Regions from separate parts of the Homo sapiens genome. Here region 2 is linked to region 1. A link is a contact called in ENCODE Hi-C or POLR2A ChIA-PET data. All regions are on one chromosome and are shown on one strand. Each heading gives the region's core, a stretch centred on a gene start or an enhancer-like site at or near the end of the contact. The rest is flanking DNA. Distances are from core to core; before and after follow the strand shown. Region 1 overlaps GORAB-AS1 (GORAB antisense RNA 1). Region 2 overlaps PRRX1 (paired related homeobox 1).

Region 1 (4,174 bases), core at 857-3,356:
AATAGACAGATAAGCTTATGAGAGAGAAAAGAAATTCCAGAAATAGATTCAAATACATATAATTACATAGTAAAAGATACAGGAACATTTCAAAATAGCATTGAAAATATGGATTATATACTAACATTATGGGAAATCTGGGTAACTACCTGAAAAAAAAATAAATTTAGATTTATATTGTTTACCAGAATAAATCTAAAATTGATCAAATATTTAAGTATAAGAAATACAATCATAAAAGTAGTAGAAAAAAAGCCATGAAAAATATTTTATTCTTTCAAGTGAGAAAATTTAAGTAGAAACAAAATCCAGAGGTCACTGAAAAATTGATAAACTTGGTACAAAAAATTTAAAGAAAACATTCTACATGGCAACACTCACAATAAAATTGAAATCAAGAAAAAATGGTGAGAAAATATTTGCACAAGAAATAAAGATATAATTTCTCTAATACATAAAGAACTCCTATTTATCAATAAGAAAAAACCCAACCATTCAGTAAATTAATGAGCAGAGAATGTGAGCAAACTGATCATAGGAAAGAAAATATAAACAGCTCTTAAATATATTAAAATAAATTCAGATTTGAAGGAAACACTTTTATACATAGATTGTGAACATTTAAACAAATAAAATCTGTTTGCAGGGCATTCTGACCATGCCTATCAAAATTATAAGTGCACATACCCTTTAACCAGCAATTCCACGTTTAGAATATACTCTACAGATTTACTCATGCATATAAAAAATGAAATGTATACAAGATTATTTATTGCAACTTTGTTTATAAAAGCAAAATATAGTAGTCTTCTAAATATCCATCAACAGAATACTGCTTATAGAAATTATAATGTATACATATAATGGTATATTATGAATAGTAAATAAGAAATAAAAAAGATTTTCATATATAGATATGAGATGATCACCAAAATGTTTTTAAAAGAGAAAATGATGTAGAACATTGTGTACAATATACAAACATTTGAGTAAAAATTAACTGATAGAAAGATAGATAGAATACATATTTTAACTCCAGCCACTACATTTCAATATCAACAGACACCATGGTGTATTCCCCATATACACCTTTTTGTTAGTGCTATTATACTTTTGATTACATTATTCCCTACATAGATAGACTTTCATCTTGATTTTTGCTTGCTAAAATTCAACTCATCTTTGGATCCTGTAAATTAACCTTTCTCTTCTGTTCTTTTAATACAACTATCTGAATCTAGGTTCTTTTTCTAATAAAAACTAGTAAAATCCATTAATTCCAATAACACTAAAGGAAGAGAAGGAAGGGAAAAGGAACAACTACTAAATACATGTCTGCCAGACACTTTAATGTCCTATGACATTTAATTCTAGACAACTTTTTAATTCAGGTATTATTCCAGTAACAAGTGTTGTTACCAGTTTGAGAAGATTAGAGAATGTTCACAATGTCACACATCTGATAATAGGAGGTACAGAGGTTTAAACTCAAGTATCTAGGATTCTAAATCCTTTTCTGACTATACAGCCTTGTACTTGATGGAATTTCTGCTACATTTCTTTAGAATCCGAACCTTTGAGATCATCTAGTTTGACACTCTCGATTGACAAATGAGGGAAAGAAAGCAGGAGAGGTTAAGAGCTTTGCAAACTAGTTTGTTAGTGTCAATGGGGTTGGATAGGGGTCTATAAAAACATATGTATGTAATTAGGACTAGGATGTAAGGTCAACCCGGTACTTTACACTTTTATAATAGAATTTAAGATTAACAGGATAATTGATAGTCTTTAAAATTAAAAAATTGGCACATACCACAGACAGGAGGAGTTTCAGGAATGGAGAGCATAAACATCTGACAATGAATGCCTATCTGTGAAAATTAACACCCATCCATAACATTTGTAAGAATTCTTTAGTGTCATTAACTCTTTGCCAAGCATCTTCCTGTGCTAAAGACAAAATGAGTTTTTGACATTCTCATACAAAGTCCATGTGCCCTACAATAAAATCCTGAGGTCTCCAGCACTTACTTGCCTCCTCCCTCCAATATATCTGGCTCCCATCCCACAGCCTCTACCACACTGGCTCAGGAAGTAGGCAATTTCCTGCCTTGGCTGAGCCGGATATTAAGACCTCTTTGTTCCCTTATCTCTGAGAAATAACACCCCTCTGAAATACTCCAATAGCTGACTGATTCATGCTTAGACTTACCTAAAGGACTCTCTGCTGTTCTTTAATATTAGTGTTGGCTGAGGCAGAGCAATTCACCCACATTCTAATCGTAAAATGTCGTGGGGTGATATGGAGCACACTGGATAATTATAGTTCGTAGACTGTCTAATATTAGAATAAAGAAGATTTTTTAAAGAACTATTAAGCTAGGGGATCTTCCTCTCTGCTCCCACCTCCCCTCACTGACCCATCCACAAACAAACCCATTTATGTCCGTTTGCATTTATAAAAGCATCCTTTCTCATACAAGACATCTTAAATAGATTCATTCATATTGGTACAGACTAAACTGAAATTTCTAGGCTGTATAACACAGGCAATTTGATTATTCTCCTTGGAGGCAATACATACAGAAATAACAACTGCTGACAACTTCTTGGTACCTCCCAATGTATAGAGACACATGACATATCGATCTATACAAATAGCCTGTGTTCTCTATTTGACTGATGGTTAGTAATACCATCTGCACATCCACAGCTTGTCCAGTTTCCAGGTTTCTTCCATTTAGTGGAATGTTCTTAATACAATATTCCTATTCAACACTTCAAAGCCCTTTCAAAACATTTCACTTTTCATGTAATGCATGCCCTACATTCCAGCTTCTTCTGTTTGGAGTTCTGATACGAGGAAAAGCTAAAAACAATACATCATGATGACCAAGCACAGAAAATGCAATTTAGAAGTAAAAATGAAGGGAACAAAATCTTCCCTCTTCCTTCACTGGCAAGGTTAAATGAACCAAAGTATTCTAGAACTAAGAAATTTTAAAGACCATTTAGTCTCACCAGCTCATTTTACAAGTGGGGGAACTAGGCTCTGGGTGATGAACAACATTTTAGGTTGTGGAATGGAGTAAGCTCCAGGTAAAAGAAACAACATCTGCGTAGACGCCGGGATGCTGATTGTGCCACCAGAGGAAGACTTTGACTAGATGGGCTATCAGGAAGAATAGAACAAAAGATTAAATAAGTAGAGTTGAACACATTTACAAAGGATGTTGGAATTTCCATTTGCAATTTGTGGGTCAATGTTCTACTTTCATGAAAATGTAGACATTGAATCATATAGGTTAGATTTGGAAAAGAACTCAGGATCTCAGCTCTTATTTCTTTCCTTCATAATACTTTATTTAGTTGTAATTTTGTATTAATTTAACTTTAAAATCTTTGTCATTCACTAGTTTGTAATCTTCATAGCATCTGGCACAGTTGACAGGCATACAGTAAGTACTCCAAAACTATCTGTTGAATGAATGAGATCATCTGAGTTAGCTTTCTACATAGAGATGGCATCCTTTCTTATAGTTTCCTGAACAGTTGACTCTGTGGTCTCTCTGAAAATACTCAGTGATGAAGTCTGGCTATCACCAAGGCCCCTGTCAGGCCATCCTTACTGAGAAGGCGGTAACTTCTTTTGGAAGAGGGAGAACAGACTTTAAGTTACCCGGACAGTCTAGGTCCAAGAACATCAGAATATTGAATGTTTCTATGTTTCTGGTAGGCAATAGTGTTTAATTAAGATACAAGGAAATGAAATATGTGAGGACCTTTTTGTACTTATTCAAAAAGTTCTATAGAATTAGGCATTACTGGCCAGGCGCAGTGGCTCAGACCTGTAATTCCAGTACTTCGGGAGGCCAAGGCGGGCGGATAACCTGAGGTCAGGAGTTCGAGACCAGACTGCCCAACACGGTGAAACCCCACCTCTACTAAAAATACAAAAATAGCCAGGTATGGTGGCACATGCCTGTAATCCAAGCTACCTGGGAGGCTGAGGCAGGAGAATCGCTTGAACCCAGGAGGCGGAGGTTACAGTGAGCCGAGATTGTGCCACTGCACTCTAGCCTGGGTGACAGAGCAAGATTCCATTAAAAAAAAAAAAAGGCATTACTAGACACATTTCACATATGAGGTAACTGAGGCTAAGCTTTAAGTACTT
Region 2 (4,174 bases), core at 789-3,288, 200 kb after region 1:
TGGAAAGCGCAGAGGCCTAGGAGTAAGATAAGCCATGTCTTTCTTAGCTTTGGCTGTGCTGGGGAACTAATTTCCATTGGGAAAACAGCTTCATCTCTTTGAGCATTAGTTACTTTTGTAAAATGGGAACAATGATCTCCCTTGAAGGGTTATAATATTGCATGTGTAAAAGTTTTATAAATACATAATCTTCCAAGTGTGATATTTTTGTTTTGATTTATTGACTTGCCTGTATTTTCTATTTTCTTATAATAATACATGTAAGACAAGCTTATCTTAAAGAATTAGAGAACTATATAGAAAGGAAGATAAGGGAAAAAGTCTTCATTATTGCATCATTCAGAGGTTTTTCTTCTAATCTTTGCATTATTCAAAGGCACTTTCTTCCAATCTTTTGCTGAACATTTTCTTATATAGTTAAGAATACACCATATTTGCAGCTGGAATCCTTAAAAAAAGATATATTTTATGTATCTGTAAATATACATATATTTATATATGCATATATATACATATACAAATATCTATACACATATATAGATATATAAATATATACATATATAAATATATATACATATATAGATATATAAATATATACATATAAAGATATATAAATATGTATATATAAATATGTAGAAATATATCTCTGTATAAATATATAGATATACAAATATGTATATCTATATATACATATATAAATAGATCTAGATCTATATATAAATCACTGTGTTCTTTTGTATTATTAAAAGGCCTTTATATAACATAATTTTTAATACTGCATATTCCACCTCCCCATCATCATCATCTTTATCTTTGTTAGTATCATCTCCAAGATCAGTATCATCATCATTTGTTAAACACTATGAGCCAAATCTTATGTAAGTGGTTTACACATATTACGCTATTTTACTTTATTCTCAAGAATTATTCACATTTGTAAATGGAGACAAATATAGCCAACAAAAACAAAAATATTGAAGAGAAAAATAATCATCTGTAAGCTTTGTGCCTCTGAGAGAAACTCCAGGACCATTTCAAACCAACTTAACTGGCAACAAGGTGACAGAAACACTGATTATTACCTTGTACTTTTTTGGAAAGTTAAAGCTAAATAAGGCTATATACTTATATATGTTTCTTGAAAGAGATTTCTTATCATTATATAACCACTTGAGAAAAACACTTTTTAAAAAAATTAAAAACTGAAAAACAAAGCGTCTCTTTATTTTTCGGATCCTAAAGAATGGAATCATTTAAAGATGGGGAAATGCTTCAGCTCAATGCAAAAAGGCTTCTTCCAAGAATACATAGGCACTATTCAGGGTTTAGAAAGTTGTTTTAGAATCACAGTAGAGGCCTTTTGCGTATTAAAATAGACTATTTTTTTTCCTGACCATTTAGCCTTGCAAAGCAGCTGAGAGGAGTAACACCGTATTATTTCTTCAGCTTTCAGATATCTATCTAGTAATTTCCATTTTCATCCACAGAACACATTCAGAGCAGAATTGGCGTAAAGTTGTTGCTGATTTGATTTGGCCAATGATTCTTAAGAAATGACGGTGGCACAACTGTCACATCTTTCTGCCAAAACCTTGTCAGTCCAGCAGTCTCCACTAGATGAGGTGAAGGGAGACGAGGGCTGGAGATAGGAGAGTCAGTCCTGAGAGGGGAGGAGGGTGGCTAAGGAAGTGTCAAGGGGGTCTCTGGAGAAGGGGCCCCGGGCTATTAGCTAGCTGTCTAATCCTCCCCTCAGCAAGGCCTTTTGGCTGCCAAGACTGTTATCCTGTGTGCAGTGTTGATGGTCTGTGATCCTTTGTCAGAGTAATTGACGGTGAAGTCTGCACTTTTGCAGCTAATGATAAATAGGGCTTTTAAAGGTTGTAATTTCTTGTTTAACTGATGCCAGTTGCAAATACTTTGTGCTGAGGAATAATTCCTCTCTGCCAAATAAAATACAGTGGAAGTCTGTGGTGTGTTTTTCAGCTTATTGTTAGTCACAGCTTTCCTGACAGAGCACTTTCTATGCAGGAGATAAATGCTCAGGCCGTCCGGCTGCCAATTTCAGCACATAAAGGACTTTTCTGTGGAAAAGACTTTTCTGTTTCTCTAGTGAACATTAATAAGGATTTTTATTTATTTTACTTTTTATTTTATTATTTTACAAAACCCTTTCAGAGGGGCAAATGTTTACTTCCTTGGAATGAGAATTATTTGAGTTTTTAAATGGGTCTCATTTCTTTCTCTGTCCCATTCATGAGCTCTAGTTTGCACACAGCTCCTCTAGATAAATGGCAAGAAGATGGCTCTCTAGTCTGTTCACAGAAAACTGTATTATGGGCAATGGGATTGGGGAAAGGCTTCCCCAAGGGTCTGTGCACCACAAGACTGAAGGGAAAATTATAGTAAAAGGGGCCAGAGGATGGCAAAAATGAGAGAAATCAGGTTCCTATGGGCTCAAAGAAAGATTGGCTTGCTTGGATGTAAACTGAGATTCATACCTTTCACAATGAAACAAAGCAACACAAAAGTGCACCGAGAAATACCAGTGTGCCTCAAAAGTGCAAGTGAATGGATTTGAGAAGGAGTCTCGCTCTGTCACCTAGGCTGGAGTGTGGTGGCGTGATCTAGGCTCACTGCAACCTCCCCCTCCTGGGTTCAAGTGATTCCCCTGCCTCAGCCTGCCAAGTAGCTGGGATTACAGACGCCTGCCACCACGCTCGGGTAATTTCTGTATTTTTAGTAGAGATGGGGCGAGGCTGGTCTTGAACTCCTGACCTCAGGTGATCTGCCAGCCTCAACCTCTCAAAGTACTGGAATTACAAGTGTGAGCCACTGAGCCCAGCCAAGCGGATGGATTTCAAGGGTTTTCATATATATGCTTATAATCATATTTAAATGTATTGATGGGGTTACAAACTTAAAAATGTCCTATGGCCTCCTATGGCCATTTTTTTTAAGCAAATGAAACACCATATTCAATTTTATGCATTTGGAAGTTATTTTTTTGTGTGAATGAGTTGGTTCAAGCCAAATTCATTCATAGGAAATAATTCCTGAGCCCAGGAAGTCCAGTAGGTCTCAGGTGAAATGTTGGCAGGTGGAGGTGTTTCTAGCTAGTATAGAACCGCTGATGAGTGTGTTACTGCAGGTTCTACTATAGGGTGGAGAACCTTTAGGATATATATTCAGACCATTTGGAAAGTCCGTCAGAGCTCTTCCATACATTAAAAAATGACATGTCCTTGTGTCTTGAATTCCTGCTTTACTTATCTAGTAATTTAGATACACGTGTGTGTCATAGATTGAAAGAAAGATGACCAGGAGAATTGAAAACAGACCTATACAGGGGAGAAAGTGGGAGATGATGGACAGAGATATTGTGGTCAAAGTTTAGCAGTCAGAGAGGCCTTGAGCATCCTATCCATTAAAAGTAGCAGACAGGCTGTATTATTAGTACTGTCCTTCTGAATCTGTAAAGCATTAATGTTTGTCTCATGCCCAGCCAAAACCAAACTCCAAGTTACCAGGATGCTACCTGGAGACAAAACTGCCCTTATCACCCACTTTGCTGCTGAAAACCCGTTACTGACTGTCCTACCCTGGAGGATGCAGTTCAAAGAGTCTTAGCATGTTGGGAAAGGTCCTCTACCATCTGGCCCTACTTTCCCACTACGGCTTCATCTTCTCTTCTTAAAGCTCCCAAATGCTGGGCTGAGACAACATAGGGAAATCATGATCATATCACTTACCAGCACTGCATTCCTGAGAAGTCTATTTTTCTGAACTCTTGAAATTAGGACAGTGACATAGTTTTTCATAGGGCTGTTATGAGGAATAAATGAGGTAAAAATCCACTTTTAGGAATGAGTAATACTGCCTTTATCACCCTGCTCTGTCCATTACAAACAGTATTTTTCCACTGGTCAAAATGTGTATTTTTCCATCAAAATCTAGTGCAATTAGTTCCTCTTCTTTATGACTCATCTATTATCTCATCTATTAAGTTACAGTTGATCCTTCCTTTGCATCACAGCTTTACAATATATATCCTCCATTATCTTACATAACTCATTTTTGAAGTTACTTGCTTATATATCTGTTTTTCTTCACTAAATTTTGAGCTCCTTGTGGGAAAGATTGACCTTTCATACTTACCAGCCAGTACTCATCACCA

The links. A loop is a pair of places that touch in the nucleus more often than their neighbours do. ChIA-PET counts read pairs that join two places held with the same protein, here RNA polymerase II (POLR2A). Pooled maps may share reads with other maps.
Region 2: a pooled map shows a loop between it and region 1 (2.6-fold over the local background). The contact joins two enhancer-like sites. A Hi-C loop is called at or near these places in 1 of 168 maps with a recorded cell type or tissue (A673) and 1 of 50 pooled maps. POLR2A ChIA-PET finds 5 or more read pairs at or near these places in 1 of 52 experiments (endothelial cell of umbilical vein).

Annotation. Positions count from the first base shown.
Region 1 is chr1:170,492,468-170,496,641 of GRCh38, forward strand. All of the region lies in intron 1 of GORAB-AS1 (GORAB antisense RNA 1), which reads right to left. Among named protein-coding and RNA genes, the nearest start is that of GORAB, 38 kb to the right of the region's middle. Within about 2 kb of position 2,107, at least 2 of the 41 ENCODE cell types and tissues checked have a DNase peak (open chromatin) inside an H3K27ac peak, as active enhancers do.
Region 2 is chr1:170,697,178-170,701,351 of GRCh38, forward strand. All of the region lies in intron 1 of PRRX1 (paired related homeobox 1), which reads left to right. Among named protein-coding and RNA genes, the nearest start is that of PRRX1, 35 kb to the left of the region's middle. Within about 2 kb of position 2,039, at least 4 of the 41 ENCODE cell types and tissues checked have a DNase peak (open chromatin) inside an H3K27ac peak, as active enhancers do.